Linked DNA regions of Homo sapiens: region 1 is linked to region 2. The links are chromatin loops, found by intact Hi-C in ENCODE. Cell type or tissue: endothelial cell of umbilical vein. All regions are shown on one strand. Links, peaks and the distances in the headings refer to the core of each region. The heading gives the core; the rest is flanking DNA.

Region 1 (16,387 bases), core at 5,249-13,248, 110 kb before region 2:
CTATTTTTCCTGATCCTCCCCCCTGTCCCAGCCTCTAACCTCCGATAGTCCCCAGTGTGTGTTGTTCCCTTCCATGCATCCATGTGTTCTCATCATTTAGCTCCCACTTGCAAGTGAGAACATGTGGTATTTGGTTTTCTGTTCCTGTAATCGTTTGCTAAGGTTAATGGCCTCCAGCTCCATCCATGTCTTCACAAAAGACATTACCTTGTACTTTTTAATGGCTGTATAGTATTTCATGGTGTACATGTATCACATTTTCTTTATCCGGTCTATCACTCATGGTCACTTAGGTCGATTCCGTGCCTTTGCTATTGTAAATAGTGTTGCAATGAACGTATTCATGCCCATGTCTTTATAACAGAATGACTTCTATTCTTTTGGGTGTATACCCAGTAATGAGATTTCTGGGTCAAATGGTAGCTCTGTGTTTAGGTCTTTCAGGAATCACTACATTGGGTTTATTTATGTTTTTTAAAAAATATACATTGCCCCTAATAGAAATATAGCAGTGTTCTGGATATAACTTCTGGTTTATTTCTTTTAAACTTAATTTTCATAGTAGCCCAATTTCTGCAAATACAAATCTGAACTATCAGACAAGGGCGTTTTTGAATAGCAATGACTAATGCTAATTTGGAGGACTAAATAAAATGTTCAGTCTACTGGTTTTTAAAAACTATAACTAAAACTGAATTCAAAGACCTTTCAAATTTCTTTGTCCTTATTAAATTATGATTTTTATCATCTAGAAAAGAAAAAGCCAGTGTCCTGCATTCTTGATATGATCAGAATTTGATCAAGGATGTAATAGAGGAAAAAGAGGAAAGCATTATAAGGATTTTTGAGACAGATAGGAAAAATATTTTAATAAAATGATGGCAAAATAATGAGAACAGGCATAGATTTTTCAATTTCCTGTTACAGTGTGTGCAGTTTCAAAATATTATTAATTAGAAAGGAGACCAATGCCAAGGTCCAGAGGCCAACTCTGAGATTTTATATTTGCATGCATCTGTTTTATCAGGTGGAGCTCTTCAGAGCAACACCAGGAAGAGAGTGAAGAATACAGAATTGGGCAGAGAGAGAAGGTGAAGAGCGATAGAGTTGAAACAGGACTTAGCTGATCTGCAGGGGGAGCTCTGGAGTTGGTATGGCCCTTCAGAATTTTCCTAGATTGAGTCAAGAGGGCTTAGCCTTTATAGTCTTCCACTCCTGGACCAGTGCAGAGAGATCACTCCTTTCTGCGGAAAGCAGTTATTGGGGAAGGACGCTGCTGTGAGCCAGGCATCACTCCCAGCACCTGGGGAAACTAGGGCTTTGGTTCTAAAGGAGCGAATTCACTACAGCGAATTGACACATTTATTTACCGTTGTGTTTTTAGGACATGATATCTGTTGAGCTTCTATTTGACCTTTGAAAATGTAAGCAAAGTTAAATATTAATTTAAGATTTATTTAGAAAAGGAGTTTGAATGAGTCTGTATTATTAAACTTAATATTAAGACTTTCTTTAATTACTCATCCCTTTCGTGCATGTAGTTTTTACCTCACTTTTCTGATCTGTATTTACTTTTTGGAATATTAAACTAGGTTTATGTGGGGGTGAAATCAATGTCTTCAGTAATGGGTTCCTCATGCCTTTATTCTTTCACTATATTTTATTGGGTTCCTACTTATTATTTTGTCAATGGCATAACAGTTTAGTTCTAATTTTGTTCTTTTCCTTACTCAAAATTGGTGGGAAGCTGCATGAGACAAGTGGTGTACCAAGTGCAGCATAGCTATTAAATTTTCTCCATAGACCATTCTATTGCTATTGCATAGAGGAAGGGAACAGCTTCAGGGGAATTTATGTGGGACACAAATCACATGCTAATATATGATTGCAAGTGCATTTAGTTTACAAAAGAAACTGTTACAACTTGAATCGTTTATTTAAATGGTGATATAATATAAAACAATCATTTATGTTTGTAGGATTTAAAAGAAATTTTCTTTATTCAATTTCTGAATATCACATAAATGTTGATTTTTTTAAGTCTATTTCCTGCTCCAGTCCTTGGGTCCACAAAGACTATGTCTAGAACTTCATCAAGCAAACATGAAAATTAAATAAGTGATTTGTAAAATGTGGATCACAGGATTAGGCACAAAATGAGAGGGTCTTGCTCTGTTGCCCAGGCTTCAGTGCAGTTGCAGGATCATAGCTCACTGTAGCTTTGAACTTCTGGGCTCACACAATCCTCCTGCCTCAGCTTCCTGAGTTTCCCAGATTATTTTATAGTAAGAAATGCTAGTTAATAATATACATCACCACACTTAGATTTTTTTTTTCTTTTTCCAAGCATTAGTTTCTGTGATATCATCTTGGAGTCTTACAACATTTATGACAAATGCTAAGTGAATAACGATAAAATGTTACCCTGCAAATATTTAGGTATATATTTTAAAATATTTAACATCTTCTTAGCAAGGCTCTAGAACTAGGACATTCTTGGAGACATAGAGAGTAAAATATGAGGCTGACATTTGGCTGAAAATGATGGCTTGTTCTGCTTGAGATGAGTGATAGGCACTTAGTATATAACCTATGCTTCATTCCAGACAGGGCATTGCCATTATTTATATTTTGCTCATTGGAGTCTTTAAATTGATTGTGAAAGGTTAAAAGACCATTTTAACTTATCTGTAGGGATATACTTTTGGTTGGTGCTGTTCATTTTCCATTCTCTACTGAGATTCTAAATTCTCTCAGTGGGTACCTTATCTTATTATCTCATTGAGTCTAACAAATCCTGGAGAGTTAATCAATAGTACCTGTGGGATATTTTTTACACCTTTAGTAAATCTCTGAAGGGTGATATGATACTAGAGATGAGAAAAATGTTCTCTTAGGTCATGTGTATGTGCTATTTGGGTGCACAAAACTCTCATTTTAAAATGAATTATACTTGCTCGTCTTTTTTTAGATCAGCAGAGGTAAACATATTTTCTGTCACACTGTTTTGAGTGTGCTATTCTGATCTAAGTTAAAAAAATAGAAATGCATTGATACATTTTTAGGACTTATCTGGTATATTCAATAAATGAAGTGATGTGATAAAATTTAAGTTATTTAAATGCTATTTGTATTTTTATTCTTTTTAATGGGTGTGTATTATAGGTCTACAATAAATTTAGTTGTTATGGTTTTAAATAAAAATTAGTGTTTCACTTTTGCATAATATGATATGCTTTTAGAGTTTAGAATAATAGGCTATTTCATATTACTGCAGATTTAACCTTGAGAGGCACCCATTCCTAGGCTCCATTTCATGTATGAGGCCTCAGCTCAGACAAGTTAAGCAATTTGCTTGAGTCCACAGTACGTGACAGAGCTAGAGCTTAAACTTCTGATTCTAAAAACAATTTCTTCACTCCGAATCATTGTACCTGTATTTATTGAAACAAACAAGTACGCTTTTTTGTTCTAGTTGAAAAATCCTTCATCTATGAAAAGCTATTAAAAATTCCAGCTTACTTATCAGTGCCAGGCAGCACTACTAAGAGTTAAAAACTAAAAAAATTGCAAGCAATATTTAATAATTGAAGTTAAACATATGAGGCAGCAACGTTTGTTTAAGAATTATATCTCTAAATACTCAATATTGCGCCCTAGTTTCTTCTAAGTTATTCCATTTCACATGTAAAAGATAAACATGAATAAACTAAAAGTAAAGTTCTATAGGCCGAGGAACTATTTTTATAGCTCTGTCTCCAAGAAGCAAAGTAGTGCCTAGCACATAATAGGCTCTTTACATGTCTACTGAGTGAATGAAATAATTAACAGCTTTTGAACAGTCAACCTATGAGAATAATTTATACAAGAATCTCAGTTTCCCACAAAATTTGTAATAAGACCCTTTGAGAGGACTTTTTTGAAATGACTATTTGAATGGCTTTATTTTGAATGACTATTTGAAATGACTCATTGAAGGGTGATTTGGGCCATAGAATAAAGGCTTCATGCTCAACAAATTTAAATCATGGATTAATTTAAAAATAAATGTTATTGAAATAAATGGATGGATAATGCAGACTTGGGAATCTGTCAACAATCAACTTATTTGGTATGATATTTTCTGTAACTTTTACTGAGGCATACCTTTGGTTTTAATTGACGTTTCTTAAATGGTTTATAACCAAGCTACAAAGACCAATAGAAGACTCTTCTCTTGAGGGAAGGAAACGTTGCAATTCATTCAAACTTACAAAAATATACTATCTCACTTGATATTATCTTACTCGTAAACAATTATTTCCGATGCTCAAATATTTGGACCTTTAGAAATATCTATGATTTATATACTAATAATACCTTAAAATAATTCTGCCTTCATTTCTGAATTAAAATCGTTCCCAAACACATTTAGAAAGTCGTTTTGACCATCTTTCGTGTGACATTTTTACAATTATTCTCAATTACATTTGAAGAGTGAGCTGTTGGCTCTATCAGATAATAGACACAAAGAATCATAGAATGTTGAATCTGAAACGAACCTCAGATAATCTGGTGAAGGCACTTTACTTTTATAAAAGAAACAGAATGAGATCCAGAAAGATGACGTGGCTTGGCCCAAGGTGAGAAAGTGAGCTACTAACAGAGTCAGGATTGGAGGCAAGTGCTCAACCCATTTTGCCCTGGAGGACCCAATCACTATAGAAATATGACCCATAAAAAGGGTATTTTTTTCTCTTTTTCTTCTACCCATCTTAGATTCAGTGGCTGGTGCCCTAAAAATTTAGACTGACAAAAGCCAGGCCTCTTGACAACCTTGTTTCATTTTGCTGTGGCTCTTATAGGCAAAGTCTGTCCCCCAAGCCTCACTGGTCTCTTTCCTGTTACTGGGAGGCACCAGCATCCCCACACTGTGGGGCCTGTATGCGTTGTTTCTACTCCCTGGAATGCTCTTCTCACAACTACATTTGCATGGGTCACTCCCCCACCTCTTTCAAGACTTTTCTCAAATGCTATTTCGCAGTGTCATTGTTTTTGACTACCGTGTTTAAAATTGCCCACTTCCCAGTCCCCTCTGCTCCTTTCTCAGCTTTTTTTTTTTTTTTTCCCCATAGGGCTTATAACCTTTCAATGTACTAAACGATTTCCTTGTTTATTTTGTTTTTCAGTGTTTCTTTCCCCACTAACCTAACTAAAACATAAGCACCATGGACATGGACTTCTGTTTTGTTTGCTGATGTATCCCTAGTGCCTGGAACTAAGCCTGATTATATGCTAGATGTTCATATAAAATCTGTTGAATGAGCAAATGGATCCTCCAAGGAGAAAATTGGGACAGAAATATCCACTTGAGAAAGAGCAGATGGATCTCGAAGCCCCAACTCCTAGCCCCAGATTCTTTTTTCTCTTGTGGATCTACTAAGCACAGCTGCCATGACATTGAAGGTTCCAGGTTATGCCACTTTCCGCTTACCTTTCTGGCTCAGGTGTGCCACAGGCCTTTCCTGTAAGGCTCACAGCTAAATGAAAAAAGGTTGTCCAGATATCATTCAAGGTTCAAGGTTAACAGATCAGAGTTACAGCAGAGGAGATAATTTGTAATTAACTTCCTAGGTTGTCTCTGAAACATGCTCACTGGCCCTTGCCCAGACAACATTGGCTGACATTCATCTACTTCCTTGCTAATGGAACTGCTTTGGTTCCAGAGATGTGGCTATTATCTCAGGATAAGGCAGGGATGGACCTTAATTATTCTATTCCAGTCACAGTACTGGCATTCTCCTTGCCAATGACTGATTCAGAAATAGGAACATGATGCGGGCCCATGAGAGGTGAGAGGCAAGTCAATTGAAGCAGCTGCCAGGAGGGTTCCCAGGCTTTTCAAAAGTGTACAAGGAGGTCGCACTCTCCTCCCCACACACCGCCCCCTGCTCCTGCTTTGGAACATTGGATGTTTTGTTTGAGGATGCGACTCTTGGAAGTGCAAGGCCATATTGTGTTCATAAGGGGACAAAGCCAGGGGACAAAGCCAAGGATCTAAGCCAACGTTGTGAGGATGGCAGAAGGGAACGCCAGCGAGAAACTCTGTCCTTGATTACATTGTTGTTCACTCATTCATTCCACCCTTGAATCGGCTTATTGCCAAGCTCCTTACAATGTGAAATAATACATTTTCTTAATCATTTGAGACATTTTGAGTTGAAGTTTTCTTTTAGGTGAAGCCAAAATCATTCTCATGGACAGAAAACCCTCTAGCTCTACCCCATTTGGCTACCATTTTCTAATAAGTCGAGATATTATTCCCTTAGTCATGTTAATATTCACTGAAAATGCCAGCTAAAAAGATGGATTCCCAAGCGTGTGTGTGGGAGGGTCCCTTCCAGATTCAAACTTTCCTCTCCTACAATCTGTTCTCAGGAAGTTGCCAAACCCTGTGGCACCAACCAAGCAGCTGGGGCATACAACCAAATTCCCTGTCTGCACAGAAGGTCCCACTTACTTTTTTTTTTTTTTTTTTCCTGGGTGTTTAACACGTTGTTTTTGGTGTTTAACAAGTGGTAGCCTGAACATAGCTGAAGGAAAGTTTCCGATTCCTGGAGTCTGGAAGCAGGTATCCTACCCAGGAAAGCGATATGGGTCCCTTTTGGACTAATAGCTGTTTACTTCTCAAGTCCAGAGTCTGCATTGAGGACAGCAGGTTTTTCTTTGAGTTATATAAGCCATTTAAACCTCACATTCAAGGGCACCATATAAAATGAAACAGGAGTCTTCGATATATAATTTTTCCTCATAAAATAGCCTCTAGAGGAAAAAGCAGCTGAAAAATTTGAGGGGCCTGATTTGTGGCTGCGTCATCCACGTGAACTTGTCCTTATGGAAAGGCTTTGCGTTTATGTGAAGTGTGCTGCAAAGTCTCCCAGCATTTCTAAATCTCTGCATGTGCTATACATATATGACTAATTTGGAAAACTACATTTAAGTCCTAGGTAGTGGGGAGGCTAAAGCAACTCCATCTTGGATGTTAATCTGCCATGCTGACTTCTTCTTATTTTTTAATATTTTAGAGATTGGGTCTCCCTGTGTTGTCCAGGCTAGTCTCAAACTCCTGGGCTTAAGTGATCCTCCCACCTCGGCCTCCCAAGATGCTGGGATTACAGGCGTCAGCCACCTTGCCCTGCCTCACCATGTTGACTTCTGATTAACCTCAGTTCCAGGAATGCCTCTAAGATTTCTATTCTATCCCTTGTTCCTCGTGCAACAGCATGTACTACTTATTGTAATTCCTGCCCTTAGGTCAAAACAACTTTGACGTTAGTGTATGTACCATAAATTTAGCCCTTAAGCAATTGCTGTACATATCCCTTTCCCTATAGTATATAAGCCCTGAGTCTCGGGGATAGTGAGGCAGATCGTCGTATCTCACCGCTGCCCAAGTCTATGGCTGCTATTCATAAGTCTCTATTAAATGTTTATTTCTCATAAACTAGACTTGTCATTCTCTTTTTCCAGCCTCTCAGCTTCCTTTAACTTTGGGACCTGCTTACCACAGAACAAATAGAAAATGCAAATAATTAAGAGAGTACAAATCAGGGTGTAGCTGCATTAAGGATCTCATCCCCACAATATTTCATAAATAAACCATGCCTTTGGTATAAGTATTTTAACTTCTGGTTGGATCTTTTTAAATAGTGTCAATACTCTAGGGAAGGCACAATATTTCATAAATAAACCATGCCTTTGGTATAAGTATTTTTACTCCTGGTTGGATCTTTTTAACTAGTGCCAATACTCTAGAGAAGGCATTATGAAACTAAAGTATTATCTGAATGAGTTTATCAGGTCTTTCCTTCCTCATCAAAAAGAAGACAGTATCTAAAATCAGGGTGGTGGTGGGTGTGGGTGAAATGAGGTCCTAAAGGGAAGTGGGCACATGGGAAGAGAGATGCCTATTACTAGATCATTTTTCACATGTGGAAACTGAGGCTCAGATTGCAGCCTACCAAGCCTAAGGGGTCAAGCCTGGATGTGAGCTCACTTCTAGCTGACTCCAAAATCCATAAGATTATTCAGGACACCAAAGTCACATTGACATGAGGGTTTATTATGTTTAATGTTATCAAGCTGCCTACCTTTCCTCTGTAATTTCTCTCTTAAAGGAATATACAACTAATATAATGTCATGAGCAAATTGTAATATAATTTTTAATATGAGAGGCATTATGACATGGTGGTTTATACTGCTAAGAAATATTGGACAAATTATCTGTTTTTCAGCTCCCTTCTCTGGAAAAACAAATGGGATAAAAATACTTATTTCCTTTTTTTTTTTTTTTTTTTGCGACTCAAATAAGTGCTTAAATACTTCCTGGCATTCAGAAAACATTCAATAAAGGTTTCTGTAGTTATTGGAGTTATTTGCTTCATTCATATTCTATAACTTTTTTTCCCAACTGATCATAATATCTTTATTTTTAAAGGCATTTTATTTTAATTTTTGGATTAGTTTTGTGTTTTTAAAAAGCATCATGTGTTTGTTTAAAATGATAAAAAACAAAACTATTTAAATAAAAATTAAAGTACCCACTTTTGCCTTCAACAGCACCTCTCACTCAGATATTACTACTGCCCATATACAAATATACATATTATATAGATATATTCAACATTAAATATTAATATAATAAATTATATATATATTAGTGCTTTTCATTTCTTTTCTGGCTACTAGTGGCTCTGAAAATTAACTTGAAACATTGTTTCTCTGACAAAAAACTAGCTGAAATGACACACCAAAGTGTAGAATATGTACACTTAGAGCACAGAGTGAAGTGCCTCAGTGTACATCTATCCATTTGCAAACTGGATAGATGACAAGATAGGCATTTTTCAAACCAGCTGATGGTCACAAATAGTAATAAAATATTCCCAAACTGGCATGGGTTATATTCCAAAAACAGTGTAAACCAGCAAAAAATAAAAATTGCAACTGCAAAACCTAGGTCAACCCTCTCCTCACCTTTCCTTCACTCCTCCATCTTCCCCATTCTCCACCCACACACATGTTAATCCAGGTGCGACCTACTTAAAATTAACTCCAAGGGCAAAGTCAGTGAGTGAGAAGGGCGGGGAGCCTGGAGTTGCTGGAATGGAGGAGGTGGGAAAGGAGGAGGCTGCCTGGGTTGCCTTGGCAATACAAAGGAGAATGTCAAGGGGGAGGGATTTATGCGCTGATGCTAATTGCATTTGTTAATTACATTCTATTGTGCTGACCTGCCTGCTTCCCCGGTTTATCTTTCTGAGTCAATAAGCAGTTCCAAAAGCTTCCCTTAGCAGTGTGTCCCTCCTCATCTAATTTTATCCCTCTATCAGCTTCAGGCTCAGTTACCAGAGTGCTACCTTTGGCAAGGAACCGGGGAAGGCTGTGCTGAAACTGAGTGTGCGAGGTTTTAAAAATCCTGTAGAAAAATATATCCCTGTTGGAGCTTGCTGGAATATTGCTTTGCTGTTCAACCACAGCATGGATTTACAACCAAAGAAAGCTGCTGAAAAACCAGAGAAAATAAATCTGAAAGAAACTTCCCACAGTGAAAAGCAGGCTGCAAATGATTCACCAGGAAGAAAAATAAATAAATAAATACTGAGCAGTTTCGTCTGGTATCTAGCGTACCTTTGGTTGGAAAGGTGCCTGTACACAGGGCCTTGAGCTTTATTTTCTTGCCCCCCCTAGTGGGAGTTCTATTTAATTACAACAAGAGTCCCAGCTTCTGTGCACATCCGAATAAATACAATGATACCTACTGTAAATAATGCTGTCTTATAATCTCTCATCACTGACATGAAGTATTAGCTTACAGCACTGTTGCATGTGATAAAAATCAGCAAAGACATTGCGACGCATGTAGTTGTAATTGCTATGTGGATACTTTCTTAAATCTTACTATAATTTTAAGTATTTAAAAGTAATACATAGAAATTCTGTGCTAAAGTAAGTTGTTCACAGCAATGCTTTTTGTTTCCAGTTATATTCATTCTTCCCTTTGGTTCCTCTTTACAAACAAAGTCTAAGAAATGGTAAAGTCTTTCTTCAGTCTATGCTTTCCTTAACGATTTTTATTCTCCTTGAATTAAACAATTGCTCTCAGGGTGGTTCTGTATCTATTAATTTTCCTAAGAATAAGACTTTGATTTTACCAAAAAAAAAAAAAAAAAAAAAAAAACCTTTTGCATTTTAACAAAAAACCTCTTCTGAAGTTTCACCTGGTGTTTCTACATTTCTCAAGCACTGACTCATTTCATTGCTCAGAGCTCAAATTGGCTCCTTGAAGGCAATAAAAGGCAGGTCAGGCTGTCTCTAGGCTGTTCAGTGTCTATCATCCTGTTTTGCATTTGCTCATAAAGTGTGGCAGATTTATCCGGGTGGAAAATTTTTTCAATGGAAAAGTTTAGTCACTGTGCACATTGAAAGAACGTTTCCTGCAGAAATACAGACTCCTCATCATTCCTAGTCCTTAGGCTCACACTAGTGTTTTCTCCATTTATATGCATATGAAATTCCTTGGAATCATCAGTGGTGGTATGGGAAAAAGGAGAAAGAAAGAGGTTTTGGCTGGGATCCCTGATGATTTTGATGGATTTGCTATATCTGTACCCTAGGCCCCTTGCCACATCTGTGATGCAAAAACCACACTAATTGTTTTGCCTTTGTACAGTGTCACAACACACAGCAATGCCAGGTGGATCATCATGCTTGAATTGCAAAACATTTCCCATTAGACCTGAACACAGATCTGAAACTGCCTGGCTGCCATGTCTGTTTCCTTACTGAAATTTGGAGGTGTGGGAATCCTCAGTTGTGTTCCAAGTCCAGAAAACAGTTGAGAATTGTTCTCTAGATATGTATGTGTCTAAGGGATGTAAAAAGACTCTCCTTGGAGAGAGATCTGTTTTTGAACCACGTCTAAGCCTCAATTATCAGAAGGGTAGAGTAATTATGAGAAAAGCATGGAACAGTCTCTAGACTTGTATCTCATTCAGGGCCTCATGGATTTATGCCTCAATTTAAAAAAAGGTAGCCATGAATTTAAATAACATGAATAAATTATCAAACTCTTCTCTAAAAAATCTTCAGAACACTGGAATACAAGGTGTTATTATTTCATGAGGTATAATTCAGGAGAAAGGAAGGAGCCCTCCCTCTTTTTCTGTATGTTACTCAACAGAGTGAGTCTACACAAAATGTTTCACCCAACACTTCCAGAGCAGCAGTGGCATGGAGGTTGGCAGAGATTGGTGATGTTATTAAAGGGTAACAAATGGAAGTCTGTCTTGTTGAGAGTTTGGAAGACAGTGGCACGGTATCTACACATGACTGCTGGTGACAAATATTAAGAAAGCAATGGGTCAAAGAGGAGGAGACAAAACAGCCGACTTCATGATGGCTGATGAAAATGGCTCATGATCACACATGCAAATCCCTCAAGACCTCCAAAAAATAATGGAAGATAACTTTTCAGAGAATGAATATCCTGTATTAGTAAGTGAGGATAACAGCCGGTGTCATACAAATTGATTTGTGTTAATGTTAATTAATTGTACCGTGGGAGAACAGGAATGACAGATTCATGAGTTCTAAATTTGCATTTGCCTCTTGTCTGCAAACACATAATGGATACTTATTGTGATGGTTAATATTGAGTATCAACCTGATTGGACGAAAGGATGCAAAGTATTGTTCCTGGGTGTGTCTGAGGGTATTGCCAAAGGACATAACATTTGAGTCAGTGGACTGGGAAAGGCAGACTCACCCTCAATCTGGGCGGGCACAATCTGATTAGCTGCTAGTGCAGCTGTAATAAAAGCAGGCATAAGAATATAGAAGTAGTAGACTGGATGAGTCTTCTGGCCTCCATCTTCTACCAGGTTAGATGCTTCCTGCCATCAAATATCAGACTGCAAGTTCTTCAACTTTTGGACTCTTGGACTTACACCAGTGATTTGCCAGGGGCTCTCGGGCTTTAGGCCACAGACTTAAGACTTCACTGTCAGCTTCCCTACTTTTGAGGTTTTGGGAGTCGGACTGGCATCCTGGCTCCTCGGTGTCCAGACAGCCTATTGTGGTACTTCACCTTGTGACTGTGTGAGTCAATTCTCCTAATAAACTCCTCTTCATATATTGATCTATCCTATTAGTTCTGTCCCTTTAGAGAAACCTGACTAATACACTTATTTAGTCTCAATTCTGCTCTAGAAAGTTTGTAAGAAGCTGATAAGGTTGCAGTAAATTTGACAGACTTGGTCCTTAAGGATGGTAAACAAATGCTGCTATCAATAAGATAGGTTAATTATAAATTGGATAGAGATACAAATTTAAGGTACATAAAAACACATTTTGGAGGAAACCTACGCAAGACTCAGGAGGTGGGATGGAAGTCAGGCAGGGAAAGCTTCACTGACAAAATAACTTTCAGTTGAGATTTGATGGGATAACAGAATGAGGAAGACTTAGCTAAAAGGAGCGTGAGTTAAGAGATCACTAAAGGCAGAAGAAACAACATCTATGAAGACACTGAGTGAGGGAGTTACATGACTCATTCAAAAGAGAGCAGAAGGATGGTGCTGACTGACATGATGAATGTAGGCAGGTCCAGATAACATAGAACATGCTATAAATTTAAAACTCATTGCAAAATAGTGAGGTGCTCATGCTAAGTGTGTTTCCATAGATATTCAAACCATTTATTCTTGCAAATATTTATTCTGAAAGTACCACGTGCCAGGCTAGATACTATGGCTACTATAGCAAACAAGACAGAAAGATGAGATCTCTGCCTTCATAGAGTTTACACTGCAAAGGGCTGGGCTGGGAAGAGTTAATGCTGGTAAAGAAAGAAATAAAGCTGTAATATAAATACAATGTAAATATTAATTTTATCAATATTCATTAATAGAATAATGAAATAAATAGGGCGATGTTACAGAGAGAAACGGAGTGGAGGGGGTTACTTTAGATAGGATGGTCAGGAAATGCCTCGCTGCGGAAACGTTTGAGCTGAGACATGAAATAGAGCAGGAGCCAGTCACCAGGAGAGAAGCGAACACCATGATCCTGAGAGGTACAACAGCTTGACTTCTTCAATAGCAGAAGGAAGGCTTATGTGGCTCAAGAATAGTGAATGGTGGTAATAGTGAGTTACTAAGAAGTGGGCCATAGAGAAAATTATGGCATTTATTTCAACAGCAATGGAAGTCACTGATATATGGAGGAAAAATGTTGTTGCTGTTGTTTTTCTTACTATTGTCAAATATTTCTCCACTGCTGACAGAGTGTAGATCAAAAAGGAGAAAGAATCAAAGCAGAGAGACCAATCTAAAGGTTATTGTATTAATCTAGGAGTATAAAATTATAGCAAAGATTAGTGGTAGTGAAGACAGGGAAACATAGATGCATTCTAGCTATCTTTTGAGTATTAGAAGTGACATAAGTTGTTGGTGGATTGAGTTATGGGTAAGAATAGAAAAAAGTTACAATTAAGTGATTATTAAGTTGATAATGGAACCATTTCCTGAGATAGGAAAAATTAAGGAAAATAGTAAAATCTCTGATTTAGATATATTAAGCATGATCAGTTTTAGATATTTGGTGAAAATTTAGGAGCAGTTGAATGTGAATCTGGAGCTCAAGAGGAGGATAAGAGTCTAGAGTCATGAACAGATTTATAAACTAGTTGTCCGTGGGGAAAATCTGGCTCATAGATATGTCCCACTGGGCTATATAATATGTTGCTGTGTTTTTAATTTTTAAATAGTCATCAACTTTTATAAATCAGGAGAATTCATATTAAAATGAGATCTGATACTAATATAGCAGCTCTGCATTTTCACATGACCTCAAGTCACCTGGAGCTCAGTGAGGCCTGTGCCTCTTCCATAGGGCTTATATCCTTGCACTTGTTGTATTCACCACACTTCATTGTCTCCTCCACAATGAGGCTGAGTATCAGCTACTATAGATGAAATTTTTTTATAGTAGAGAAATATTTGTTTACTCATGTCGCAAGAGGGTAAACAAATAGGAGAAAAATAGGGAAAAATAGATGAAGCCTGAAGGCCCAATTTCTCTTGTGTCCAACCTGTATCATAGACATAAGTGAGAAGAGGGCTCATAATACAGTTTAAGATCCTGATGCTTATAAATGGTGTGACTCTTCCTGGGGTCTACTTCACTGTGATGAATAACCAAATCCTTTTTTTTTTTAAGTATTATGTATTTTACAGAGTCTCTCTCTGTTATCCTTGCTAGAGTGCAGTGGTGGCATCATATTCCACTGCAGCCTTGAACTCCTGGGCTCGAGCCATCCTCCTACCTTAACCTCCCAAGTAGCTGAGAGTATAGGTGCACACCATCATGCCCCGCTAATTTTTTTTATTTGCTATTTTTTGTAGAGATGGTATCTCACTATCTTGTCCAGACTGTTCTTGAACTCCTGGCCTCAAGGAATCCTCCCACCTCAGCCTCTCAAAGTACTCGGAATACAGGTGTGAGTCACCGTGCCTGGCCAAATCCTTTTAGAAAGGGAGCAAGCAGAGAATGAGAGGAGAAAGTCAGAGGAACAGATGCCAAGAAGATGATACAAAGGATAGGGGATGAAAAGTGATATTGAGATTACTCCAGAATAGATGGAAAATAATGAGGTTAAAAACAAACAAACACAGAAAGCAAACTGTCCCTCAACATCGAGTTCACAATATTGAAGAATGACCACAGTAGGATTTTTCCATGGTAACTAAGCTCCCTATAGAGGTCATGCTATTATGGCTCTAAACTCACGGCAATTTTAGAAAAACAAGTCTTCTGTTTTCTGACTTCATGAAGGAATGTGGTGGTCTAGTTAATCAACTATTCTAAGGAATAGTGGTGATATAAGTCCCATTGATATACCACATATACCTCAAATGTATTTTCACACTTCAAACTTATGGACAGCATGACTGCTCTCATGCAGAGATGGTAGTTGCCTTCATGACTTGGCCAAAATAAAGTGTAAATATTCTATCTTTCAGTATCAGACAAACAAAATTTCAGCATCTGAGAGTAATTATACAACTATCAATCTTCAGTGTAACAAGAGTGCAATTTTCAAGTGAATAGATATTTCCAGACCCTTGAACCCACATAGTCCTTATGACTGTTTTTGACCAATAGAAAGACTCCAGTGGAGATGATGCTACGAATTCTGGAAAGAACAACCCTTAACTGAGCTCGACTGCTCCTCTCTTTTGAAACCACATAAGAAGAGTGACTACTCTGAGATCACCATGCTGTGAGAAGCCACATAGAGAAGGCATAAAGGATGTGAAGCCAGGTAGAGAGAGAAAGAGAACCTAAGGGGCCCTGGGACACCACACATTGAGTCCAGAAGCGTATTAAAGCTGGAGCCTTTGGTCCCAGCTGTCTTAGCTGACACCACAAGTGTAATCTGAGTCACACCCTCCAGCAGAGACTTTCCAAATTCTTGATGCACAAAATTGTGCAAAAAGATTTAAGCCGCTAATTTGGGGGTAGTTTGTTGTTATGTGGCAATTGATAACCAAAACACTATGCAACGGGGTTGTTTTGAAAACAAACCAAAATAAAGTGTATGAAACACTACATGTTTGCTACCTCATATATCCTTCATAAATTATGCTAAACAATTAGCAGTTATTTGCATAATCCACTCACTACAAGTTTACAAAGGACTTTTTAAAAATGAATCCTCAAAATTCCTCTCTGAGGCAAAAGTATTACCTTCACTTTAAAAATGAGTAGTGAGAATCAGAGAAGCTAAATGACGGGCCCAGAATACTACATGGGTGTGCCAGAAATAACACCTGGTCTTCTAATTCTAAGCCAGATGCCTATGCACAGCTGTGATCTAGAAAAAGTAATTTTCTCATTTCAGCATTGATTAGACCATGGAACTATCCACACTAGGAGAAAAACAGCTAATGGTATCTCTTTCCTTTTTCACAGTATCCGACTTTACATTGTAGAGAAAGCATTTCTAGGAAACATTTCTGTGATCAATATGGGACAATCCTAAAGTGACATCCATTTCCACAATAAATAGAAGGCAAACTAAGGACAATTTCTTCTTTGGAGTAGAAGACTTTGGGGCATAAGAAATATGATTTAAACTGGGTTAAGTTTATAAATAAGACCAGCTATAAATTATAATAAGAGTAAATGGATTTATAAACATGTATATATTGACATGGGTATCTGTACCTATGTCAGTTTTCGAGAGCAAATTACACTTTTTCTCATTGAGCATGTACTAAATTGCAGAGTTCATCTGATTCCAAAACTGCCTTGGAAAACTGGTTTACCTGTTATTTGAGATTCAAA
Region 2 (16,387 bases), core at 4,135-12,134:
TTCCTGTGTACTTCTGTATCTGCAGTCACCGTCTTTGTTCACATCAGATTTCATGGCTTTAAATAGAATCAATGCACCAATTGCTAAATTAACATTTCCAGCTCAGACTTCTCTCCCAAACTACAGATTCATACGTTCAATTGCTTATAAACATCTCTACCTGTTATTCTAATAGGGATTTCAAATCAACATTTCCAAAATGAGCTCCTAATCTGCTCACCCTCTCCCTAACCTGCTCCTCCAGAAATCTGTCTTACTCCACGTCACTCACATTTCTACCCTTTCGCTTGCTCAAGCCAAAACCATTGCATTCCACTTTGAGTCTTCTATTTCTCTAACAGTCACATCCATTCTCTAAGAAATACTGTTTTTATAAAATTTCAAAAATCTGTCCACAATGCAACCACTTCTACCTTCACAGCTTCCACCCTGGTATAAGCCACTACCATGTCTATTATGATACACTTATTTGTTTTCCTCACTTCTCTCCTGATTTCTATATTCTGCTTTAACAGAGTGGCCAGAGTGAAACATTTAAAACTTAAATATAATCATGTCACTACTCTCCTCAAAACATTCCACTCAGAGTAAAAAACAAAGTCCTCATGGTTGCCCACAGGATAGTATATAATCTGGCCCTCCTGATGCTTTCTGACATGTTTTCCTAATCCCTGTCATGCTTTCTTTTCTTGAACAACACCAGCCTCCTTACCGTTTTTAGAGCATGCTAGTTGTGCTCTTGCCCTAGGGACCTAGACTATTTTTTTCTCTTTCTGTTGTTTTCTTTTCCCAAATATCTGCATAATCAACTCCTTCACCTCCAGCAAGTCTTAGCTAGAAACTCATCTGCTCAATGATCTCTATTTTGATTTACAACTTAAATTCAACAGCTCACCCCTGAAAAGTCTATTCTTATTTACTGTCCTTTATTTTTGTTTATCTACAGAACTTCCAACATCCTAAGATAGTATACAGTTTAGCTATTAAGTATGTTGCACCTTTGTTTTGTATACTAGACTGTAAGCCATATGAGATCTGAGAAGTTATTTTTTCAATGTATCCTAAGTGCCTAGTGTTGTACTTGGCATAGAGAAGGCCCTCAATAATATTTGCGAATGAAAAAAAAATGAACAAAAAACAAAGGGATGAATGAATCATGAATGAATACTTATATTCACACAGGACTTCAAAATTTACAATGCTCTCTAACATGTTACTATACTTGACTCTCATCACAGACTTTTGATAATGTATAAATAGCTACTCCTACTTTAAAATGAGTCTTCAAGACCTGCTAATCTCTTCTCTCTCCTAGTTAGAAACATGAACATAAGATAAATTAGAAATCATAAACTAAGTTTGAGCCTGGTCATTATGCTTCACTGAAAAAAGTGGTATTAAAAAAAAGAGAAATTAGCTATTATCAATTTCTGCTGAAGTAATTTAATTGACTCAGGTTTTAAATAAAATCATTGATGAGTTTATTTAGATCACATAAAAACTGACATGAGCAGCAGTAAAATGAAGTAATTTATTCCAGTAAAGTGAGCGTACGCTTTGCTGGGACAGGTTTCTTACTCAGATAACTTTTTGTAGCACTTCTATTCAATCTGTATCAGTACCATCTCAAATATTCTTATGACGTGTCTCGCATTAGTACCTTGTAGTACAGCCAGAGTGTTTTAAAAAGCTTGTGGTTTTTATGATATTTAGAATCAAGACCTGCAGTAGAGATGGCATAACTGATTAAAAGGCAGTCCCTCACAGCCATTGTTTCCCACATAGAGTTTCACTGTGTGCCTGCACTAAAAGGCAGGCAAAACAAAACAAAACAAAACCCCAAACCGACCAACCACCCAACCAGCAAACCTGTTAACAGAATTACTCTTTGTTTCATGATGGCTGACTGGTTTTTTCCCTACCTTGCCTTTCACCTGAGCCACTTATCTCTGTGGTAGCCATGGTGCCTCCTTGGTAATGTTCTTTTTGTATGATCCAATATGCGTGGCCAGATTTTTTCCATAGTCAGTTTGGATTGCCAGTTATCACGGCAATAGAATTTTCCAACAGTCTATGTTGTGTTGTTTTGGCCTAACATGAGCCAGGATACAAGAAGAGCCCATAAAGAAATTGGGGCAATTTACAGTTTTCAATCAGGTCACTGAACTTGAATCAGATAAAGCTTCTCCTGCTTAAATTTGCTGACATATTCTCCTGTTGAAAATATTAAATTTGCTGACATACTCTCCCAGTCTTCTGATCTTTAGAAGGAAGCTAGAGATGGTGTTGTCCTCCTCTCCAACTCTTTAGAATTCAAAAGATTTCTTTTCTTTATAACTAAAGATGGACATGTTTCAACATTGGAGTGTTTACCAGATTTTACATTTGATTCAGGGATAATATCAATTAACCACTTCTCAGGATGTTATGCAAATGCTAGGATTCTTGTAACTGGATTCAGAAATTCAGCAAGTGTTCCTGAAAATAGTGCCTCCCACAAAGGCTGAAGTCATGGAAGCACTTAAGTTATAAAACTGAACAAGATACAGTGGAGCTGCTGCTAACTAGAACATAGTCTAATGGCTGAACATAGAGGGGGGACACAGAAATCAGTCACAAAAGAGAGTTTGGTAAATTTTATAACAAATTTATGAAATAATGTGAACATATAAAAAAAGGGAAGGTTAAAACAGTATTTTTGGAATGGGATGCCTTCAGAAAAGAAATGACAGTTGAGCTAGGAACCACCTACTGGGAGTATTTTTCATCGCATCCAAAACCAAGATACCTGTATGTGCAAGCTCTTGTCTGTTTTATAACCCATGCAAACAGTATTATGCAGTTTGTTCACTTTGAGAAGATATTTGATAGCTGCTTCTCCAGTTGAAATGTTGAACATTTAATCAGAAGGCAAGAGTTTGCCCTCAGAGCACAGAGGCTGGAATTGTGACTTCCTTCTTCCCTCTTCTGTGCCCTACTCACAGAATGACCAGTGAGGTTTGCAGTCTGCAGTTTGTGGCTAGAAGTGCAGTGGAGGTAGGCTTCTACTCAGACTACTACCAAGAGCCCCATAGCTTAATGCTAAGATGTGACTGATTTTGATATAAAAATCATAGAGTAATAACTTTTTAAATAACTTCCAACTTTTTGAAGTATGCCTCTGCCTCATCTACAGAATGCTTTAGCTATTATTACTCTCTTCCTGTGGCAATCCTCTCTATTTTTTTAAACACTCTTGCAATAGTGTTTATGCTTACCAGGTGTCTTCTGTTTCTCTTCCAGACAATACGTATATATGACCATCAGCTTAGAAAAAAGAGGCCTTAAGTAAACTAGCCAATCGATTGGTCCTTAAAGAATCAAGAAAGAAGATTCAACAATAGTTACATAAAAATTAGAAGGTGTTCTATCTCAAAAGGAGCAGATCCTAGAACAAGCAAAAATTAAATAGACATGGGTATGAATCCTAGCTCTGTCATCTATATGAGTTTAGACAAATTATTTAGTCTCTGTGAATCTCAATTTTCTTATGTAATAGAGAAATATCTCCTACATTTAAAAATCATTGTAAGCGTTAAAGAAAATATCTGTAAGTCACCAAATACAGCACCTGGTACTTAACAGGTACTTAATAGTATATTAATTAGTAATGAATGCTATTCAAATGCTAGGATTGCTTGTAACTAGCTTCAGGCATTTGGTGAAGTACCACAGTCTACTCCAAAATGAGCTAGGAGCTAGGCACACAGAAGCCTCCTTCAGATGAGACACACATAGCATAATAGAAACTACACTCAGTTTGAAATGAGAAGACTTGGGTTCTGATTTAGACATTACCACCTACTAGCTGTATATTTTCATAAAAAATACTTAAACTCTTTAAGTCTGTTTTTTATATAAAGCCAATGCTAACATTATCTTAGTAACATTTTAAATATAAATGAGGTGTTTGTATAATGGAGCCTACACTGTGAAGTTAAAAAATATGCAAGAAATGTAATCACATCCAAATTTATATGAATCATAGAGCATGATTATTGGCTAAAAACTATTAAGTTATTGTAGTTGCCCCTTACTGTGCTCTATTACTGCCTGTAATCATGGGAAATAAAGAATGTGTACTCCTGATAGTTACCTATGAAATAAAGTTCAAGTGATCAAATCCAAAAGTGAAAAATAAACTTGCGGACTAAGCTCTGATTTTTTTATAATCTTGCCCCAATTCCTGTCTAAGGGTCTGGGGAGTCATGCCCTACAAACCATAAATTCTCATCAGAAAGGTTTTATTTAACCGTGGATATTGTGACTTACTTTTCAATCTGACTCTGGCATACCAAGGAAGAAAATCAAAATATTTTACCCCAAAGCACGTTTCTCTGACATATCTTGAAATAACCCTGCAAAGCTGTCCCTTGTGGGAAAAATCCACATTCTATAGAGAATCCTCTTTCCCCTTGTTTTCCTTCCTTCCTTTTCAGATCCAAGGAATAATCAACTAAGAGCCAGGCACCCTTTTAGGTCTGATAAGAAACATTTTACAACCTGCTGTCTCTGAAGTCTGCTATCTGAGAGCTTCCTCTGCACAACAACACTTGGCCTCCACAATCCTTTATCTTAACCCAAACATTTCCTTTCTATTGATCCCAGGTCTTCAGATAAACTCAGCTAATTGTCAACCAGAAAATGTGTAAATTTACTTACAGCCTGGAAGCCCCCTCACCAGCTTTGAGTTGTCCCATCTTTCTGAACCAAACCAATGTATTTCTTAGATGTATTTGATTGATGTCTCATGCCTCCCTAAAATATATTAAACCAAGCCGTACCCTGACCACCTCGGGCACATGTTCTCAGGACCTCCTGAGGGCTGTGTCACAGGCCATGGTCACTCATATTTGGCTCAGAATTAATCTCTAAAATATTTTACAGAGTTTGACTCTTTTCATCAACAAACACATATAAATAAATGATTTTAAGACTCATTGTTGCCAAGGTATTCTTTTTATAATATGGCACCATTGTTGCCTTTTGTGTTGAAATAACAAAAATTTTCTCAACCTTAGAACTTAACGAGTAATACGTAAATAAATCTTCAGAAAAAAATTATCTAGTATATGTTGACAGTTCTCCAAGATCTTTTGACATTGAGAGCAAGCTTATTAAATTCACTCTAATAGAAGATACCAAGGGAAATACGTTCCAAATTAATGACTGTCTCCTTTCAAAGATCAGGTAATAATACTTCACTTAGCTAGTCTAGATAAAGAAGTCTAAATCATCCCATAACAAAATTCATAGATTAAAATTGAGGGATTACTGTAGAATTATTGCTAAGAATAGCTTTTCTAAAATTATCTGCAACTGGATTTTATATTTCTATTTAAGCAATATTCTTAAGTCAATATTTTAATGAAATCACATGTTCATTGTTCTATAAAGGCTTTTAAATATTTTATTCTGTGGTTGTAAATTTAACTTCTAATTATTTTTTGAGTTTTGGAAATGTAGTAAAAATAGCTTTTTTTAGAATCCATCTGATTTCATGTTTATTTCCCATATCTTCAGGAATTTACGGTGTTTTCTTCACCCCTTTCTCCATTAGTGACATGTTTGTTCCCTCCCTCCTTCAATTCCTGCCATCCATATTCATATAATTTCCCTAGTTCTGAGCCATTGCTTGTAGTTTGGATATACAACCACAAGGTTCATATTGAATTTTGTGTTTATTTCCTCCTCTCTGTTTAGAGCATCAGTCCTGCCTTTCTTGCCCTGAACCCTGCCAGTGCCACCCAAGTTTGCCTCTTGTTACTAGTGCTTCCTACTCTGGCAGACACCTTCAGAGGAGAAAACAGGTGGCACCAATCCAAACGAGTGTGATAATAGACGTGCTTGGTTTCCCAGGTAGACAAAGAAGCAGCAGCTGTGGTTATATCTCCATACAGCTGGAGAGAAGAAAGAAAGAAAAGGAAGAGATGAATTTAATGAAATTGAACAAACTCTTCAATTTCCCAAAGTCACCAGTACAATAGAAGATATGCTGGGTGAATTACTTTTCTAAAACAAATTTTAATTTATTTTTTTATTAGTAGTCACTTATCAGTGCCTATAAAACTGTTGTTTATATGCTTGCTATGGACTTTGTGATAATTCATTTGAATGCGTAATTTGTCTTAGTTCTTTACATAAAGCTTAGCTCTCTAATTGAAGACAAGATTATTTCTTATTGTTTATAAATAATTTTGGAATCAGTGATACTCAACTAAAATATATATAAAGTAAAAGTATATAAGTATATATATCTGTATGTGTATGTGCATATGTAGAAAAAAGAAAGTTACCCATTACATCTAATCTATGCCCCAGAAATAATCATTTGAAACAGTTTAAAATGTACCTTAAAACCAAGTGTAATCTAAAATCTTATGAATATGCTTTAAGAACATTAGCATGTAGTAGAAATAGACAATCAGCACTTAAATTAGCATGAGGAAAGCCTGTTTATTAAGAGCTTGCTGTAGCTAGGGAGTCAGCCAATGTCACTTTGCTATAGCTAGGGAGTCAGCCAATGTCGCTCACATTTGGCAGATACTCAAAGGCAGTCAGGGTTGTCAAGAGCTTTATAGTGAAAAAAGGAAAGGCTTCAGGTTTCTCCTAATTGGAGGCTGTTTGAATGCGGGTGGTGGTGGGCTTACTAGAAGTGGGGCATCCTATGTGATTAGTTGGGAAGCATGTTTGGCTTTCACTGGTTGATCCTGAGTTGTGGGCAGGTAAGAGAGGGGGAAAGGACAGGTGAGCTGAAGTCTTGGACCAAGTCAATCATCAAAGTATGATTGCTACATAAGTGTGGTTTGACTTCTGAAATTAGTTGCTGCAGAAGTTGTTGCTCGGTTTCCAGGGCTGGTTGCTACAGGGTTGTAGGTTAGTGTTCTCTTTTACTTATAGTGCCTGGCCATTGTTCAGTTGTATATCCAGCTTCTCAGTTAACACATAAATCCATTTTATTTCTACCATGTAGTTTACCAAATTATTTCAGAGAACATGTATAGGAAATCAGAAATGAATAAAATATAGGAAGATAATTCTATGTGTTTCACATCACATTTAAAGAATCTTTTTTGTGTGAAAAATAAGGAAAGGCAACTCATTCTGACCAATTTAGTATTTCCCATTGTTGTGACTTATAATCACAGAAAAATAATCAGTGTTAGAAAGGTAAAGTCCATATTACTAAAGAGTCACTTAAAAATATATTCTTTAAAGACAACAGCTCTCCTAGGAATACAAACAAAGTATTAGTGGCCCACCACCTGGGGCCAGGATGAAGTATTTTCCCTTAGGGGTAGAGAATTTCATATCCATCCAATTGCATTATGGGTGGTTTTGCCCTGCTTTGGAAGCATCTGGTGGAGACTGCTTCCCAAACAGGATATTGAACAAGAGTTCTGTTCTGGTATGACAATAACCACAGGCAGATCCTGCAAATATTCATTTAGTGATAGGGCCTGCTTAACTCAATACAGCCTTGTTGTCACTTGTCAGGTAAATCAAAGGCACATAGTGTGTATTAAATGCCTGATATTATCTAAGTGTATCAGCCATGCTCGAGTAATCCCAAGGGTTTAATTTAAAGAGAGAATTAGAAAGCCTGTATTGTATAAGAGTTGGGGGTCTAGGACATATGTTCCAGAAATAGGAAATTGCAAAGTGCTACATGCGATTCCTCCCCCTTTGCAATTTTAATATCTTAGTTTATTGGGCATATGAATCAAACTAGAAATATAGTTTTATTTTATTATAGTTAGCATAAAATATATTTAAAATTGCTCTCTGTCCACCCAGCTTTGTTTAGAGTAATGATTTTCAAATTATTATGATAATTATATTTCAGAACTCTTAATATTTATTTTCCTTTTTTTCTTTCATGTTTCAAAGTGTCATGTCTTTTAATCTCTCACTTACCCCACCTTTTTTTTTCTGACAATAGTCAAATTCTATTTTTATTATTTTTGTTATTGTTTTGCTTTTTTCTCTCCTAGAACTAAAAATAATTTTCCAGAACAAGACATTTTCTTGAATGTTAATAGCGTATTTTCAACATCTTTCTCCACTCCTCACTCTCCACTCAGGCCCCCTAAAAATGATAAGCCCTGGAAATTGTTTAAAACATTGTTCTATTACGATATTTCACAAAAAGGTTCTCTAATTGCTATAAAATGTGGCAAAGAATACTACAGCACAAGAAGTGGACAAGGAAAGGAACGATTGAAAATAGGGGAACAGATTAGGATATTAATAGTTAAATTATGTTAGCTATATAATTGTTAGAATTAATACACTTTGCTATTGGTTTTATAGTGAAGAATATTTTGTGTTTGTTAAAATATTGCTTAAAGGAATACAGAAGTGAGAAAATACAGTGTTGAAATGATGACATCACTTTAATCTCAGTGATATGTCTGGCATTTATGTGTGTGCTATGTATATATACAAAGATATTTATCAGGAGTGAGTAATACATGAGCAATGCTTTTCATTTTTTTCTTGAGCATTCCATCTGCTCTATTGTTTGAAATAATTAACTTCCTTTAACATAGAACCTTGGCTTATGAAAAAGAATTTTAAAAGATCAGAATAATTTATTAAGCTTCAAAAACTTTTGAGCTTCTAATTGCCAATAGCTATATCATTCTGTTTCAAATTTTTGCTTGTATTTCTGTGTGTGTGTGTGTGTGCATGAAACCACTTATGTAAAACAGGAGGCAACTTTGGAAACATATATCAGAAGGAGGCGTTCTTTTCATAGCCTCATAGGAGTCTCGGTTTAAACAATGATTTCATCAACATACAGAATCTTGTTGATCTGTAGAACAGTTTTCATCATTGACGAATAAAGCAGTATTTTAGGAAGGGCATAAAGTTGCTGAATTATTTGCAAAGTGGAGTTAGAGCTCCATAACTTAAAATATAACAGGATGTAATGCTAGTCATCCCTTGGACTCCAGAACTGGTTTAAATTATATTAACTCCTGGGCAGCACAGCTCCAACTTACAAACCTCAGTGCTTTTTCTCCCTCTCCTTATCTCCATTCCAATAAGGCATAAACAAATGAGTTGACTCTTGTTAGTGACAGGGAAATAATGGCGTGGACACCCCAAAGATAAGTTGAAATCATTTCTGCCTAGACTATGGCACAAGTTGTGGATGAAGATTACATAAATTGTTTGACTACTTAGCAGAATTTGTTTTTATCCTGCATTTTTCAGTGTTCCACAAATAGTACATGATATATTCAAAACAGGGCAGTTGGAGGCTAGTTCATTAAAGGGGCAATTTATAAATGTAGGGATAAGATGTAGAGAAAGACCTAGTAACAGAAAAGCTGTTATCACACTTAGGCTTAAAAAGCCAAAGAAATTAACACACACACACACACACACACACACACACACAAACAAGGTAGGAGTAATTCCTGGCACACATGGAAGCCAAAAGGAGACAGCTGGGTAGAGCAAGCTGCCATGAGAACAACTGCAATCCTGAGTTGAGGAAATGCAACCAGCCCAAGGCAACCCCACAGAGAAGGATCTAGAGTGATAAAAATTCTGAATCCACTCTCCTGTCTGCCTCCAAGCTCCTGCTGGACTCACAATTGTCCAAATCTTATCAGAAAGCGGGGAATTAGAACACTTGTAGCTGCATGCATACAGGCCAGCCTTCTGAGGCAGAGAGGAGTGGAGATGGGTGCATAAGGGATTTGAAGAGCCACACAGAAGATACCATGCAGCACTGGAATTATTACCTGGAGGACATCAAATGAAAATTACAAGAAGACAACTCTGGTGTTCGCTGATATTAGAGGAGTATAAAAAGTGTTGACTTTATTTAGGCATTCATGAATTCATTCAACAACTTATTGTTAGCATTTAAATGAAATACTTCAATATTTCAGGCACTACTCTCAGAGTTGGGATTCAGTTTTTATGAAGCTGATGGTGTGGGAAGACAAATACTAATCAAATGATATCAGCTAATAGTGCTATAAGGACAACAGAAAAATCTGATGTGACTTAGGGTTGCAAGTTTCCTTTTAGGTACAATTGTCAGTGAAGGTGTCTCTGAGGGGATGACACTAACTCCTGGGCAGCACAGCTCCAACTTACAAACCTCAGTGCTTTTTCTCCCTCTCCTTATCTCCATTCCAATAAGGCATAAACAAATGAGTTGACTCTTGTTAGTGACAGGGAAATAATGGCCTGGAAGGTGATACAAGCAAAGTGGATTTAACAACATGGAGGCAACTTGTGACATCAATTTAAAAATCTTGGGAAAGTGATCGTGGCTGAAGATCAACTGGGGTGAGCTGAAAATAGAATGTGAATCAAGGCAGTGAAGACTGTACTCAGATTTTAAGGAGGGAAAATTAAACCATAGATAAATGACAAAGACAATGTGAAGTCAAGGAAGGTTTTTCCCTTATTTGTTTTCATTTTACAACAGGGAGTTATTACAGCTTATTTGTCTGTTAAGAATGATCTGATTCAGGGACATGTGAAGAATTCAGGAGAAAAAGCTCACAATTACAAGTGCTAAGTCTTCAGAAAGGCAAGAGGGATGCAAGAGGGGAGCACGGTTATAATGGTCAACCTTTGACAGAACCATTTCACTATGAAAACAACTGAGAAGGGCAAGAATATGAGTCTAGATATGGTAAGCAATTACATTTACTGGGAAATTGAGCATTTCTTGTAACTTACTCCATTTTATCTATAAAGCTGTGTCAAATTAGCTATTTAGCTTTTTGAGAAGGTTTGAGGAGGGAAGAATAAATGTGACATAATCCTGTATGAGAGTGGGAAAGAGTATGCTAGGAAATGATTGACAAGCAGTGCAATAACCTATTTAGGAATTGCAGGCATAACTTCAGGACAGTAACTGTTCCTTTTGTGTAAGTGTCTGTAGCAATATCCAGCTACTCAGGTAAAGACAAAATGAAAGTGGACAATTGTTTTCAACAACTGAACAGGTGGAGACAATAAAGGAAGATGGCAAAAGTGCTGAAATGGTTTCAGTTGAGTAGTTATTGTACGGATCATGGACTCTAAGGAAGTAGGGAGGGAAGACAACAGGGAAGAGATAGAATGGAGAGAGAATACCATTAGCTGGAGGCTAAAATCATCAGTGAAAAAGGGATAAGGACCAAGAGGCAAGTCAGTGGCATCAATAAAAATAGGTAAGTAATAAATTCAAAGATATATGAGTCAAAGGAGCTAGGATTTTTTTTTGAAGTATAAAAGTGGACTTAAACAATTGAAGCTACGCAGAGGATGGTGATATATAGGAAAAGTGACATCATCAAGCCTATAATCCCAAAAACTAAATTAGTAACTGTTTTGCCTTTGTTACACCAGAATCCAACATTACCACAACCCAGGTGAGAGTTGGAGGTGAGAACGTCCAGCAGTGACACAAGTCAGCTGTTCTGCCAGCCAAGTGTTCACTCACACAGCTCACCAACACTTCAAATGCCGTGGATCTGAAACTGAACACCTCATCTTTGCCTCCAAACTGGCTTCTTTTCCCAAATATACTGTTTCTGACAATTGTTCCAGTTCTTAAGCACATAAACTTTTGCACACCTTTCTGTTATGGTCCCTATATCATAAATACCATCGAGAGTTTGAGAACACAATTTCTTAACTTTCATTTTAGGTTCGGAGGTACGTGTGCAGGTTTGTTACATGGGTAGACTGCATGTCACAGGGGTTTGATGTACAGATTATTTTTTCACCCAGATAATAAGTGTAGTACCTAATAGGTATTTTATTTTCTTTTTTCTTTTCTGAGACAGGTCTGGCTCTCTCACCCAGGCTGGAGTACAGTGGCATGATTTTGGCTCACTGCAACCTCCACCTACTGAGCTCAAGTGATCCTCCCACTTTAGCCTCCTGAGTAGCTGGGACCACAGGTGTGCACCATGCACCACCATGCCTGGCTAATTTTTGTAATTTTTTTTTGTAGAAATGGGTTTTCACCATGTTGTCCAGGCTGGTCTCAAACTCCTGAGCGTATGCAATACGTCACAATAGATTGTTTTCAACCCTCACTCTCCTCCCACCCTCCACCCTCAAGTAGGCCCTGGTGTTGGTTGTTCCCTTCCTTTTGCCCATGTGCACCCAAAGTTTAGCTCCCACTTAAAAGGCAGAACATGTGGAATTTGGTTTTCTCTTCCTTAATTAGTTGGCTTAGGATATTGACTGCCAGCTCCATCCATGTTGCTCCAAAGTACATGATCTCTTTCTTTTTTATGGCTATGTAGTATCCCATGGTTATATGTACCACATTTTCTTTATCTGGTCTACCTTTGATGGGCATTTACGTTGACTCCACGCCTTTGCTGTTGTGAACAGTGGAGTTGGGGTTTTTGAGGAAGGAAGGGGAAGAAAGCAGTTTGATAGTGAAATTGGGGAACATAAAAGATTTTCTGTAAAACACTTCACATACACGTAACTGAGAGCTAATGGCAATTTAACTAGGGAATTAAATCTAATAAAGTCAACAGTGGAAACTTTTAGTTTACACACGAATGACGTTCACATATTTTCAGTGAATATATCACTCCATGGTAACTCTCCTTATTTCAAGATTACAGATATTAAAAAAACTAAATTACTATCCATCTGATTCCAGGAATAAATTATTTGTAGATAAGTAAATTTTAAATTAGATATATAATATATATAACACATATAATATATAATTTCAAGTATATGCATATAAGTGGAGAACAATAACATAGCTAATCAAAATTTATTTATATGAGTTTGTGTGTGTGTGTGTGTGTGTGTGTGTGTCTGCGTGTGTGTGGCATATACGTGTGCCTATAGTTTTTTCTACCAATCTGATAGCTAAGAGAATTTTTAGCATGATAACAAAGACTCATTCTGAAAATGGAACCCGGGAAGCTATCGAAGCTGATCAGAATCTTTGAACTGCCTCTCTGTTCAAGGTATCCACCACCCTCTAAATGTGGAGAACATCACCTCTCAAATTAGCATCCAGTGACTTCTCTTCATGACTGTAACATCTGCCATGATAAATGAAACAGCCATATATTTTGACTTTATGAGTTTGTCTTCAATGTTTGGAAACAGGCTAGCTTAGAAAATGAATGAAAAGGGTTGTTTTAAATCAAAAACTGCATATTTAAATCACATAATACTGCTGTAAAATCTGTAGTTTTATAAATATTCATTAATATAGTAGTATATCAAATAATAAAAACTTAGGATAAGAAGGAATTATATCTGATACCAAAGTCCTATTCCTCAGAGGACTCTTAAATGTTTCTGTTTTAATTTCTTCTGGTATTCATCTTCATATTTCAAGATAATCTGCTTATTCCTCTATTTCTTAATATGTCAACTTTAGACAATATTCCAACTTTAAACAAATGCATTAATATTCCCATAGGAAAGATGAGGACTTTTTTTTTCCTTTTACTTTCCCTTCTTCCAGCTGTCTTTCTTCAAATACTTGCTACTTATTATTTTAAATGTTCATTTTTAAATTTTGTATTTTTTAGTCATGTAATGAAACAACTATGTTTTTCTCAACATTTAATATTATATTTTTTCTTTTCTTTTTTTTTTTTTTTTGGTTTTTTGTTTTTTGAGACGGAGTTTTGCTCTTGTTGCCCAGGCTGGAGTGCAATGGTGTGATCTCAGTTTACTGCAACCTCTGCCTCCTGGGTTCAAGCGATTCTCCTGCCTCAGCCTCCCTAGTAGCTGGGATTACAGGCATGTGCCACCACGCCAGGCTAAATTAGTATTTTTAGTAGAGACAGGGTTTCTCCATGTTGGTCAGGCTGGTTTTGAACTCCTGACCTCAGGTGATCTGCTTGCCTCGGCCTCCCAAAGTGCTGGGATTACAGGCATGAGCCACCGCGCCTGGCCTAGTATCATATCTTGATGTGTCACATTGTAAAAAAGGGCTACAAGCTCCCTTACCCTTTCTTGCACCTTTCCTCCCTGCTTTTTATCTCCTAATTACTGTCAGCTGCACTATTCCATTTATATAATCAAGGTATTTACACCCACATTCCTTTCTGCAGTTGAGTCATCATTGCTTTAGCATTGGTTGACTCTAACATCTGTATTTTTTTTTTAAAAGGAGCATTTACATTATTACTAAGATTCCATTCTTCACTAATAGTGTGTTGGTATTATGCTCCTTCTCCATTGGGTCCAAAATCTCAGTCTCTGGAGCACTTGAAAATTGAAGTTTTCTGCATGAAGGAAAAATAACGTGTTTTCTTACAGTTCATAAATTGTTTTATGCCACATTTTTTTTTGCTGTATACGGCAGCAATTAATTCCTAATAGGACCGCCTTTATTGTTGTGTGATGTGTATGTGTGTGTGTGTGTGCACGCGTGCGTATTTAAGAGTCTCTTGGTTTTATTTTCTTCCACTACCTATCTCTTGTCAAGTTTTCCCCCTCCAGAATCCTCCTGTGGGATGGTTTACCTTCTAGATGTGCTATACAGGTGTTCCACAGAGGTTTCCCTACACTGAAATTCTAGCCTAAAGACTGTTCTCTAGGTTCCATGACTTCTTCTCCCTTAGTTTAATTCTTTGGCTTGCCAAATCCTATTTTCATAAGATGCCAATAAGATATTCCAGAGATGTAAGATTCTCTGGTTTTGCATGTCTGAGAATGATTTATTTGTTTACATTCCGCAGTTGGTTGTGAATTTTCTGGTTATAGAAGCCTAGGTTCAAAATTATTTTATCTTAGAATTTGAAAGCCTTCTTCTACAGCCTTCAAGTATTCATGGTTTCTGATATTTCTTACACATTTGTCGGTAACTTGTATCTCTAGAAAGCTTTGCATATTCTTTTCATCAATGCAGTTCAGAAACTTCTGAATGATGTCTACTGGAACGATTACTTTTTTATACGTTTTCCTCAGAAACTCCTGGATACTTTTTATCTGATAATGTATTTTCTTCAGTCATGAAGATTTCTCTTTGATTTTTATTTGTTATTTTTCCCTGTCCATAATTCTTTGATTTCTGTTATTCAAATTGTTAACAGTTTAGTGTTGTACTTTCAGTACTGTAGAGAATTTTGAAGAATAAATTGTTCCTCAGGGATTTGGGGAAAGTTTTAGGGGAAGGAGGGCTTGATAGGAATCCTGAAACAGATGGCAAAGGTTGTGATGCAGTGCTGGTCGAGGTGGACATGTACAATCAAGTGCAGACCAGCATACAAACCAAAGATGGAAGATAATGGATGGGTTGATTTTTTTCATGAAAGAGTTTTATAGCAGAAGATTAGTAGGAATGATGATTCACAAGAACTATTATGATCATGTTGAGGAGGTCCTTGAGTTCAAGCCCCAGAACAAATGTCACCATAGGTAAGGGAATGTCAGTGAATGTTTTTAAGCTAGGGAGTGAAATGACTAAAAGTACATTTAAAAGAGCAGAATCATAGGTTAAGGAGGAGAGAGAGGGTGGAGATGAGGAAACAGGCAATGAAACAATGTAGAAGGCTTTAACTGAAACAAGTGCTCTCCTTGCTTTATTGTTTGCTGAGAACGGCAGTCTCCTCATCACTTCTGAGTCTACAACACTCTCTGGCCCTTTGCTTAAGCCATATCCTGGCCCTCAAAGGCTATTATCCTCGCTTTCCCCCCAAATGATACTGTACACCAACTTCAAATCTACCTCAGCTCTCATGTTCCTCCATTCACTGTCTCACCAGCCCCCCAAAAAGTTAGAATTGCTCTCCCCTCTTGGATGACATTTCCTCTTTTTAGTACATCTATTATTGGTACCTTTAGCTTGCATAACTGTTACTTATTCTGAACCCGTTCCTTTCCAAAGTCCTGGAGACAGAGCACTTTGTTTTATTCTCTTATGTTCAGAAAAACTTCGTGCAATTGAAGTTAGAAAGTAATGGCGAGGTACATTTTGTATACGTCTCACGACTTTACTCTCTCCTGGATGATTTAAGTAGAGTTAAGCACAAAGCATGTAATGTAATTAGATTCCACTGTGCCACTTGGACAGGCTAAATCATAATCCCGACATCCTAAATATTGTTTGTATTCTCAGACAATGATCTGCTGAATCAGTATTCATCAAGTTTAGTGATATAAAATAAGACTTCAATTATCTATGTGAGAAAAATATCCTGCCCAAAAATACATAAAATAACCTGAAAGCGTTTACAACTATCTGCATTTCTAGGCAATACATTGCAGCACATACAATCAAGAGTCAATTAAGCTGAGAGAAGCAGAATAAACCGTTTTCTAAACACCAATGTTTCAATACTTACCCGTTCACAAATAATGTACAGCCTGAGACGGTAACATAATGAGG

The links. Peaks named below come from ENCODE experiments on the same cell type or tissue, not always from the same donor. Only the 100,000 strongest peaks of a DNase experiment are listed, where the experiment ranks them.
Region 1: it touches region 2 in a loop (4-fold over the local background); 3 of 110 quality-filtered maps call a loop at or near these places.

What each region holds. Positions count from the first base shown.
Region 1 is chr7:15,006,551-15,022,937 of GRCh38, forward strand. No RefSeq gene overlaps it. Among named protein-coding and RNA genes, the nearest start is that of DGKB, 110 kb to the left of the region's middle. In endothelial cell of umbilical vein, for the core only: a CTCF peak has its summit at 9,726 (motif pointing left); DNase peaks (open chromatin) are centred at 9,621 and 10,431.
Region 2 is chr7:15,122,343-15,138,729 of GRCh38, forward strand. It overlaps a transcript of AGMO not described here. Among named protein-coding and RNA genes, the nearest start is that of DGKB, 230 kb to the left of the region's middle. In endothelial cell of umbilical vein, for the core only: no CTCF peak of the experiment used is centred there; DNase peaks (open chromatin) are centred at 4,509 and 8,539; H3K27ac peaks cover 2,722 bases.